Regions from separate parts of the Mus musculus genome. Here region 2 is linked to region 1. A link is a contact called in ENCODE Hi-C or POLR2A ChIA-PET data. All regions are on one chromosome and are shown on one strand. The core of a region is the stretch at or near the end of the contact, and the rest is flanking DNA. Distances in the headings are between cores, read along the strand shown. Region 1 overlaps Abr (active BCR-related gene). Region 2 overlaps Gm46288 (a long non-coding RNA gene).

The links. Hi-C counts contacts between places; a loop is a spot of excess contacts on that map. ChIA-PET counts read pairs that join two places held with the same protein, here RNA polymerase II (POLR2A).
Region 2: a loop to region 1 is called in a map of mouse embryonic stem cell, with 3 times the contacts of the local background. The contact joins two enhancer-like sites. A Hi-C loop is called at or near these places in 1 of 37 maps with a recorded cell type or tissue (mouse embryonic stem cell). POLR2A ChIA-PET finds 5 or more read pairs at or near these places in 1 of 5 experiments (embryonic stem cell).

What each region holds. Positions count from the first base shown.
Region 1 is chr11:76,427,270-76,431,664 of GRCm38, reverse strand. All of the region lies in intron 16 of Abr (active BCR-related gene), which reads left to right. Among named protein-coding and RNA genes, the nearest start is that of Timm22, 22 kb to the right of the region's middle. Within about 2 kb of position 1,860, at least 2 of the 3 ENCODE cell types and tissues checked have a DNase peak (open chromatin) inside an H3K27ac peak, as active enhancers do.
Region 2 is chr11:76,645,421-76,649,815 of GRCm38, reverse strand. All of the region lies in intron 1 of Gm46288 (a long non-coding RNA gene), which reads right to left. Among named protein-coding and RNA genes, the nearest start is that of Gm46288, 21 kb to the right of the region's middle. Within about 2 kb of position 2,104, at least 1 of the 3 ENCODE cell types and tissues checked has a DNase peak (open chromatin) inside an H3K27ac peak, as active enhancers do.

The sequences.
Region 1 (4,395 bases), core at 611-3,110:
AGTGCTCGGATTAAAGGCGTGCGCCACCACGCCCCGCTTGGTAATTTAAAGGATGAACTTTCGTGGGTTTGACCACAAAAGATCTGGGGACAGTGAAGTCCAGACAAAGGAGCCTACGTGGCAGAAGCTCTAGGAGAGGTGTGTTCAAGAGCAGAAGGCCATGCAGAGTGGAGGGGACAAAGTGGAAGGCATAAGGACTGGTCAGCATCAAGAAGGAAGCCATTAGAGCCTTTCGGCACAATTTCATAGTGTTGATGTGTCTTGAGCATGACCTGGGTACCGGGCATCAGTCTGTGAGGCAAGTGCTAGTGCCATTTTATATACGAGGGAATGGAAGCTTAGAGAGTGACCCAGATGATGTTACATGGTGCTTAGCAAAGGAGCTGGTTCTTAAATCCAGACAGCTTGGACCCTATATATAGGCTCTCACTCTACCAGCTGCCTCACTTACATGGCCTCTGAGGAGAAGCCCAGCACTTGCTCAGGCCCTGAGGCTGTTTCTCAGAAATCCATTTGTCAGGGTTGTGTGGTCAGTGGATAACCTAGATAGGAACTCATGGAAGCTCCAGGTTCCTACCCAGCTGCCTCGTGGATAGGGTATGCCACCTGGCCCAGGACACTGTGTCTCAAAGGGCATAGGGATGCTGTTGATAATGTGTGTGGACATGAGACTCAGAGCAGATGCAAGGCTTGGGGGGTGAGTCTGCTCAGAGCTATACAGTAAATTGCCAGTATCCCCATATTCACTAGCAGTGGGATCTCTACCTAGATCTTCCTGGCCAGTGTGGGAGGTAAAGTCAGTTTCAGAAAAGGATTTTATGTTCTTTTTTTTTTTTTTTTTTCAAGACAGGGTTTCTCTGTATAGCCCTTGCTGTCCTGGAACTCACTCTGTGGACCAGGCTGGCCTGGAACTCTGAAATCCGCCTGCCTCTGCCTCCCGAGTGCTGGGATTAAGAGGCGTGTGCCACCATGCCCGGCTCAGATTTTATAATTCTTATCAAACTGTTGCAAGTCAAGGCCTTTGAGCCTGTGGTGGTCTTCTAGACCCTTCACATTCCAGTAGCAGCCAGGATGGAAGGATCCTGGAATGCCTACTGCCTCAGGCAGCTGAGGTCTGCCTCTGCTGCTCTGGCCTTGGCCATCTCCAGACTGGGCTGTTGCCCCTGCCCTTGCTACCGCCCTGCTGACCCCAGCATGGCCCTGGGCAAAGGCAGGGTAAAATACTTGCTTTTCACTTGCAGCTCGGCCCTACAGTAAAATCCCCAGGCTGGGGAAGGCCTTGGCAGAGCCGCAGGGTTGGGGAGAGATGAAGGCCAGAAGCAGTCCAGTTTTGAGTTTTGTCTGTCTCTCCTTAAAGTTCAGCCATGCCCAGCCAGAGCCCATGAGTGTGGTCTACTCAGTATAGGCCGAGGCCCTGGATGGAGCGCTGGAAAAGGCAGGTTGCTGTGGAGCTAAGAAGCTAACCTGGCTTCAATAAAAGCCTCATCCAGAGCTGCTAAACCCCTTCCATATGTGGACCTTGGGAACTTGAGAGTTCTTGAGAGGGGGAGGGGAAGGGAGCAGAGGCAAAGGGGCCTCACCCGGGTGTCTTAGAGTAGGGAGTCAGCCTAGCCCATCTGTGGCTGGTTTGGGAGGAGAGGGGTAAACTGCAGCCACAGAGTACCTTCAGGGCAGCCTGGCTGGCCCTGCTTGCTGTACCTGTTCCAGGGGCAGAGGGCTAGAAAGTCAGAGCTGGCTGGGCTTTTACAGTAAGGCTGCCAGGCCACTGGAAAGATGAGGTGACAATTTCCTGATCCTGACCCTGGTCTTTTCTGACCCAGTTGCTGAGCTGGAACGCAGGATGGAGGCCTGTTCCTCTGCCCTTCCCTGAGCTCAGCAGCCACGTTGACAGAATCTTAAGTGCCCTGTTGCAGGAAGGCGAGGCAGTCTCTTGGCAGATCCCTTTTCAGACTGCCTGCCCTGCTGTGCCTCTCAGGCCTGTGGCGTGTCCCAGTGACAGGCTGGCTTCGTTTCCCAGAGGATACAACCCTAAGCCTGTGACTACTTGGGAAGACAAGCTAAAGCAACCCAAGATCACCACCGTGGCCCTTGGTATCCGAGTCCTAGGAATCCTACCCACAGCACACATGGTACCTAACTGGGTAGAGGATCTCCAGGAGCATCCAGACTCCAGGCTACCTTTCGTTTGGAACCTATCAGCAGTGTGTTTTACTGAGGCCCTTGAGTCATGTGACGCCCCTGTGTGGCCTCTTAGCACAGCAGCTTTAGCACGCTGGATTTAAAGAACATTTATTAAAGAACATTTCACTTTTATAAATCTCTAAAACAAGCTGTAGACTTTGAAGAGAGACAGGCTAAGGAGAGTCTGTACCTTTCCAGAAGAGGGCAGTGGCGGGTCTCAGTCTCAGCAGGCCAAAGGCAGAGTAGACTAGGAATGGTAGGCTGGTAGGAGCAGCTGCAGAGGGCAGGAAGTCAGGGGCTTGTACAGGAGGCTGAGCTCCTCCCAGCCTCTGCCCTGCAGTGCTGTGGCAGCGGTAGAGGGGGTATCCTAAGAAAGGGGGTTTCACTTTCAAAGGTGGGGGCCTGGAGCCCTGCTGAGCATTGTCATTGGTGGTGTGTGTCACCCACTGAGCCACTGGGTGTATCCCAGGGCACTGTGTGCTGAAGAATGCTCTTACCTCTGTCTCTCTCTCCACTGAGACCAGGGGGTGGCTGGTTTTGACTTTGTCCCCAGCTGCTCATAGGCAGGTAGGCCTCTTAGTGAAGATTGAACAATACACATGAGGGCATGTCCAGAAGCTGAAGCCACATAGTCATCGTTCCCAGAACGCTGAAGGGAAGGGCTAGCTGTCTGGTAGAGGACATGTGTCATAGTAGAATGTGGCCCAGCAGTCAGGAAGACTCAGGCTTGAAAATGGCTTTATCAGCTGATCGAGACTAGGAAAACAGATGCCAGTGGCACACTTGCTTTGTGCCTCCTAAAGGCAGGGCACAGGGAAGTGGCCAACAAGTGATGGTATTACCTGTCTGGGCTGGTGAAGCTGAGCCTGGGGAGGAAGGACTTCCACACCTGAGGACGTCCTCAAAACTCACACTGAGTGTCCTCTGTCCCTGGTGCCTTCCCCTTATATGACCATGTGGGTGCTTCCTGTCCTGCATATGGCGTCACTTTGGTCTAAAAAGAGTGATAGCTAACTGGGATTCTAACAGGGCCTCTGTGTTATGTGGCTCACGACCTGCTGCACTCTTGGACAATAGTCTGAAGGCCTCCACTTCTTTTAGGGAGAGGGCTGAGGGCATGGCCACAGTGGCCGAAAGCAAAACACAGACGGTTGAGTTGCTGTGCGTCCATGTTTGACCACTGCTTAGTAACTCCCTCTAAGGTGTTTTGGGACCTGTTTCTCTCTCCCCTGAGCCCCACCCTAGAGGATCCTCACTGAATGTATATTACCTCTGGTTCTCCGCCATCCAGCCCCTCACAAGCCCCATCTGCCTTTCTCCATCACATGGTCTGATACCTTTCACTCAGTGCCTGTTCCCAGGACCCACAGATAGCACCTGTATTCTGGGAGGCTGTCCCCTCTGAGTGACATCCCAGGGGCTGGCTCCTGCACCCTGAGCACTAATCTAATCAGGAAATAGCCGAGTCCCCAGTTCCCAGGGGTTATAAATAGTCACAGCAACTCAGGCAGCATCATTTCTCTGGAAAATGTGCCATGGTCCTCTCGGCTCCCCGCCCTCCCATCTCTGTATTTAAATGACATCCTGAAATAGACTTGGTTTCTCAAGGCTGCTGGCCTCCTGGGAATCTGAGCATCATCACCAGGGCACTGAGAAGCTGGGCAGTTCCTTTTAAGTGGGTACTGGGGGCACCTGTGGCAGGAATCAAGGACATGGCAGTGGCGCGAACCCACAAGAAGGGCACCTTACTCATAACTGTGCTGAGAAAGGCTGGAGCATGTGAATACACAGCCAGGGAAACCCAGCAGGTGGCAGACAGGGTAGACCCTAAAGAGGAGCGAGTCCTGTGGTTCTCCATGAGGGCTTTCTGAGTGAGGGAGTTAGAATGAGACCTAGCACTGGCAGTGGCTCTACCTGTTTTAAAAGCTCCCAGGGAAACAGACTCATGGGTAGAAAACAGCAAACAGGAAGTTTGTGCTAGAAGCAGCTAGACAGACTCCACACCAAGAAGCCTGGTGTCTCTTTTCTGAGTGAATCATAGGCCAGCAGCCACAAAAGCACAGGTTGCTGGGTTAGGTGTGTTACATAGTATCCTACAGATTTAGTAAAGACTGTAAGTCCAGGAGATGCTACTGCACCCAGCACACATTCCCCGGGTCTTATGCACTGCGCAGATTCCTTGCACTGTTTAAGTCTCCGTGTCTACAGAGGCTC
Region 2 (4,395 bases), core at 855-3,354, 220 kb before region 1:
CCCACCTTGCTGGCTGGAGGCAGGGTCTGCTCTCTTATTTCTGTGCGTTTGCTGTTTACTGCAGCGCGGCTGACCTGAGAGCTTCCAAGGTGATTCTCTCATCTCCCGCCTTTCTAGAGAGGAGCCCTGGGACTCAAGATGTGTGCCTCCACAGCTGTTTTGTTGTTGGGTTCTTTATTTTATTATTATTATTATTATTATTATTTTATGTGTATGAGTGTTTTGCCTACATGTAGGCCTGTGCACCACCTGTGTGCCTGATGCCCGAGGAGGTGGTGAGCCTCCATGTGGGTTCTGGGAATCAAATCTGGGTCCTCTGCAACAACAAGTGCTCTAACCACTGAGCCATCCTTCCAGCCCCCACAGTCGGCTTTTAAGTCACTCTGGGGATGGACCTCTGGTCATCAGGTCTGCATAGTTTCCATTGCTGTGAAGAGACACCATGACCAAGGCAACTCTTATAAAGGTAAACATTTAACTGGGGCTGGCTGACAGATTCCGAGGTTTTAGTCTACTATCACCATGGCGGGGAGCATGGCGGCACGCAGGCAGACACGGTGCTGGGAAGGAGCTGAGTGCTCTACAAGGAGAGGACTACTGTGTCTCACACTGGGCAGAGCTTGAGCATATATATTACCTCAGAGTTCTTCCTCCATAGTGACACATGTCCTCCAACAAGGCCACATCTCCCAATGGTGCCACTTCCTGGGCCAAACATATTGAAACAACTACAAGAGGCAAGCATGTTTTACCATGAAGCCATCTTATCAGCCCTAGTTTTGACTTTCCAAGACAGAGAGACTCATGCAGCCCTACACTGGCCTCTGTCTCCTGAGCCTGCCCTTCCCCAAGGTGTCAGCATTGCTAGGCCTGTAAACTTCTTTTCTCTATTTTTAAAATCGATTTTTATTTATGTATATGGATGTGTGTGGATGTGTGCCACAGTGTGCTGATGCTCCTGGAAGCCAGAAGAAGGCATCGGGTCCCCTGGAGGTGGGGTTACAGCAATTGTGAGCCTGCTAGTGTGTGTCCTGGGAACTAAACTCACGTCTTCTATAAGATCAGCAAAACTCTTCATCACTGAGCCATCTCCCCAGCCCTATAAACCTCTTTCCTTTATAAAGCAAGCCCATCTCAGGTGTTTTACTACAATGATGAAAATCTAATACAGGCCTGGGTCTCAGGACCACTATCTTCACAGCCACAGAGCAGACACACAACAGAGTGAAGGGAGACTGGCTGTGGCCCCTCAGAAACTAACAGCTTTGCAAGGAGGAGGACTCTGAGATCCACTAAGCCACCTCTCAGGAATGCTGGGATTAAAGGTGTGGTCCACCACCCGATAGGCTAGTGTCCTTCTTGAACCCCACAAATGAATGGAGGTAGCTTTTCAAGCTATGCTCATGGGGATAGGAATACAACTGTCCTAGTTGGCTTCCACTGTCATCTTGACACAGTCATGACTTGACACAGAGTCATTTAAGAGGGGAGCCTCAGCTGAGGAACTGTCTAGATCTGATGGTGGGAGAATGTTTTATTATTAATCAATGCAGGAGGGCCCAGCCCACTGTGGGCAGCACCAGCCCTAGGCAGGTGGTTTTATATATATATATATATATATATATATATATATATATATATATATATATATATAAAAGCTAACTAGGCATGAGACCACATGTCGGCCAATTAGGAAGTAGCATCTGTCATGGCTCCTGCTGTACTTTCTTGGGCCATGAGTTCATATCCTTGTCAGAGGTAGTATTTCATGGACTAGCAAACAGTCCCCACTTCAGGTTCCTGCCTTGACTTCCCTCAACGAAGGACTTGTGACTTGCATATATATGTAAGATGAAATAAGCCCTTAGGTTGCTTTTGGTCAGAGAGTTTTATCACAAGATCAGAAAGGAAACCAGAACAACGGAGCAAGACTTGGAAACTGCTTCCTCGAGCAGGCACACTGCTCCCAAAACCCTACAAGCCCTACAAGGCCTTGTATCCTCCTGGGTCTCATCTAGCAGTTCCTGCCTCAGCCGCACGAGGGAGCCTTTGCCACTCCCTGCTGTCTTCAAAGTCCCCAGTCTCCTTAGGACTCCAGAAAGGGGCCAGCCTTTGAGGCTCTCCTGCCATGCAGAATGAGTTCCTTCTGAGCCCTGGGTGGCACAGGAGACTGGCGTGAGCTCGGGCAGCGGGGGAGGTTTCAGAACACAAGGCTATTTTTAACCTGGCACAGATGCCCTATTCCCAGCGAACGGAGGGGGTGGGGTAGGTGGGAAGCAATCTTGCCTTCCTGACTTATTGTTGTTTCATTAACCACTTCCGATGTTGGATACGAGGGGCATCACCTGGTTTCGTGGCTATTCTTCCTTGCCACAACCCCTTCCTGCTTCCCACTGCTCAAGCAGCGTTCTCCCCGCAGGGGGCAGAGAAGGAAGGGGAGAAAACGGGATTGACCAAGTGACGGTGACTAAGGGTGAGGAAGGGGTAAGCATTCTGTCTTGTGCTGTCAGCAGTGGGAGTGGGTCCAAAAAACCACTTAGCCCCTTAAATTGCTCACTTCTCCTCTCTCTAGTGGGTGTGCTCTAAATGGCTTGGAAAACCATTGCAGCTAATCAAAGGCAGCTGGAAGAGGGCCAGGCTGGACCCAGCAGGGGGCTGAATTGAGCCCGGATCCATTATCGCTACCCAGTCCAACATTTTAGTAGTGGGTTTCCGTCTGATTTCAGAGTGAGATGATTAGGTCATTATTTGTTAAATTATACCTTTTAATTAGTGGATCTATTAAAATGAAAAGCCTGAGAGAGGCACACAAGCCTCTGGGTTTTTGTTGGGGATTTATAATTACCACTGTTTAGAAGAGATTAGTGGGGGGGGGGGGCGGGCGTTAAAACCTTTTAAGAAAATCCTGGGAACAGAGATGCCAATAAGTAAGATATGGACCTTGCCGTTGCAGCTGTCTGCATCATTATCCATTTCTCATTACTGCAGAAAATGGGGGTGAAAGGGCCGAGGTCTAGCTCAGCAGTACAGCAACTCTCAGCATGCTGAAGGCCCTGGGTTCCACCCCCAACGCCCAAAATAATAAATCAAGGAAAAGATAATCATGCTTGGCTATGGCTTAGCATTAGAACATTTGCCTTGTGAGTCCCCAAGTTCCATCCCCAGCACTTACAAAGTCTATATAAAGTCACGCAGATTCTCTCTCTCTCTCTCTCTCTCTCTCTCTCTCTCTCTCTCTCTCTCTTTGGTGTTGGGGATGGAACCCAGAGCCTTACGAATATTCATAAATACTACTGACTGCTCCTCAAACCAGTTAGTTCAGTATTTTCCAAAGAGCGCGTCCAATACTGGTACTGAGAAACTAAAGGAGATCATGATTTTGGCCAGTACAGTGAGGAGTTTTAACCCATCATTCATTCCTTATAAGTTTGTGTTCTTGGGCGGTAGGGAAGTTGCGGGTGGTTAGGGGAGCGAGATACTGGATCTGTCTATGTAGACGTAAGCCTTTGGGGAGTTTGAGTTGGTCTTTGGGAGGAACCAGCAGGGATAATATGACGATGCTGTTTGGATTTGAGCTTCCTTCCTGTCGCTGTCCAACCTAGCTTTACAGAGTCCGCTGGTTGCAGAACGGCCTTAGTCCAGCAGAGGGCGCGTCACCGCCGGTTTTTAGACGCTCTCCGCTACAGGACGACACATTAGACCATCTGTGAGAGCCCAGCAGCATGGCTCTCCTCTCCCGCTGTGTTTCTTCTGTCTCTGCTGTCAGCAAGGAAGCCGATCTCTGCACACATTTGGTCTCTCGGACTATCAGAGGCCGCGGAGGCACATGCTCCGACTATTTTCATCTTTTTACTTAAAAGCAGCTCCTCGCTGCTCGCTTCACCACCAAGGGTATCTAAGCTACTTCTAAGACTTCCAGATCCGAAAGCCTTCCTTCCAGTTGCTCTATGTTCTGCAGACCCCATTGACAGCAGGCGGGGTGCCTCTCCCCAGTCTGACATGAGCTCTTGTCCACTGTTCCTCCTCCAATCTCCCTTAGACTTCATTACCGTGTCCTGTCATGGATCAAAAACCCCACGGGCACAGCTACTAGGAGCATCTTCTGTTCTCTGTCTCCAGGAATCAGCACAGCGTTTGATACAAACACCCCAGAAATACTCAATGCACAAATGAGTGCAGTCATGTAACTCATGTAAATTCAAGTTTAGGCTCTTCTCTCTCTCTCTGTCTCTCTCTCTGTCTCTCTCTCTCTGTCTCTCTCTCTCTGTCTCTCTCTCTGTCTCTCTCTCTCTGTCTCTCTCTGTCTCTGTCTCTCTCTCTCTCTGCACTGAGCAAGCTCTCTGCACTGGGGAAGCAGACATAAAAGGCACAGTTCCTGTCCTCAAAGAGACTGTA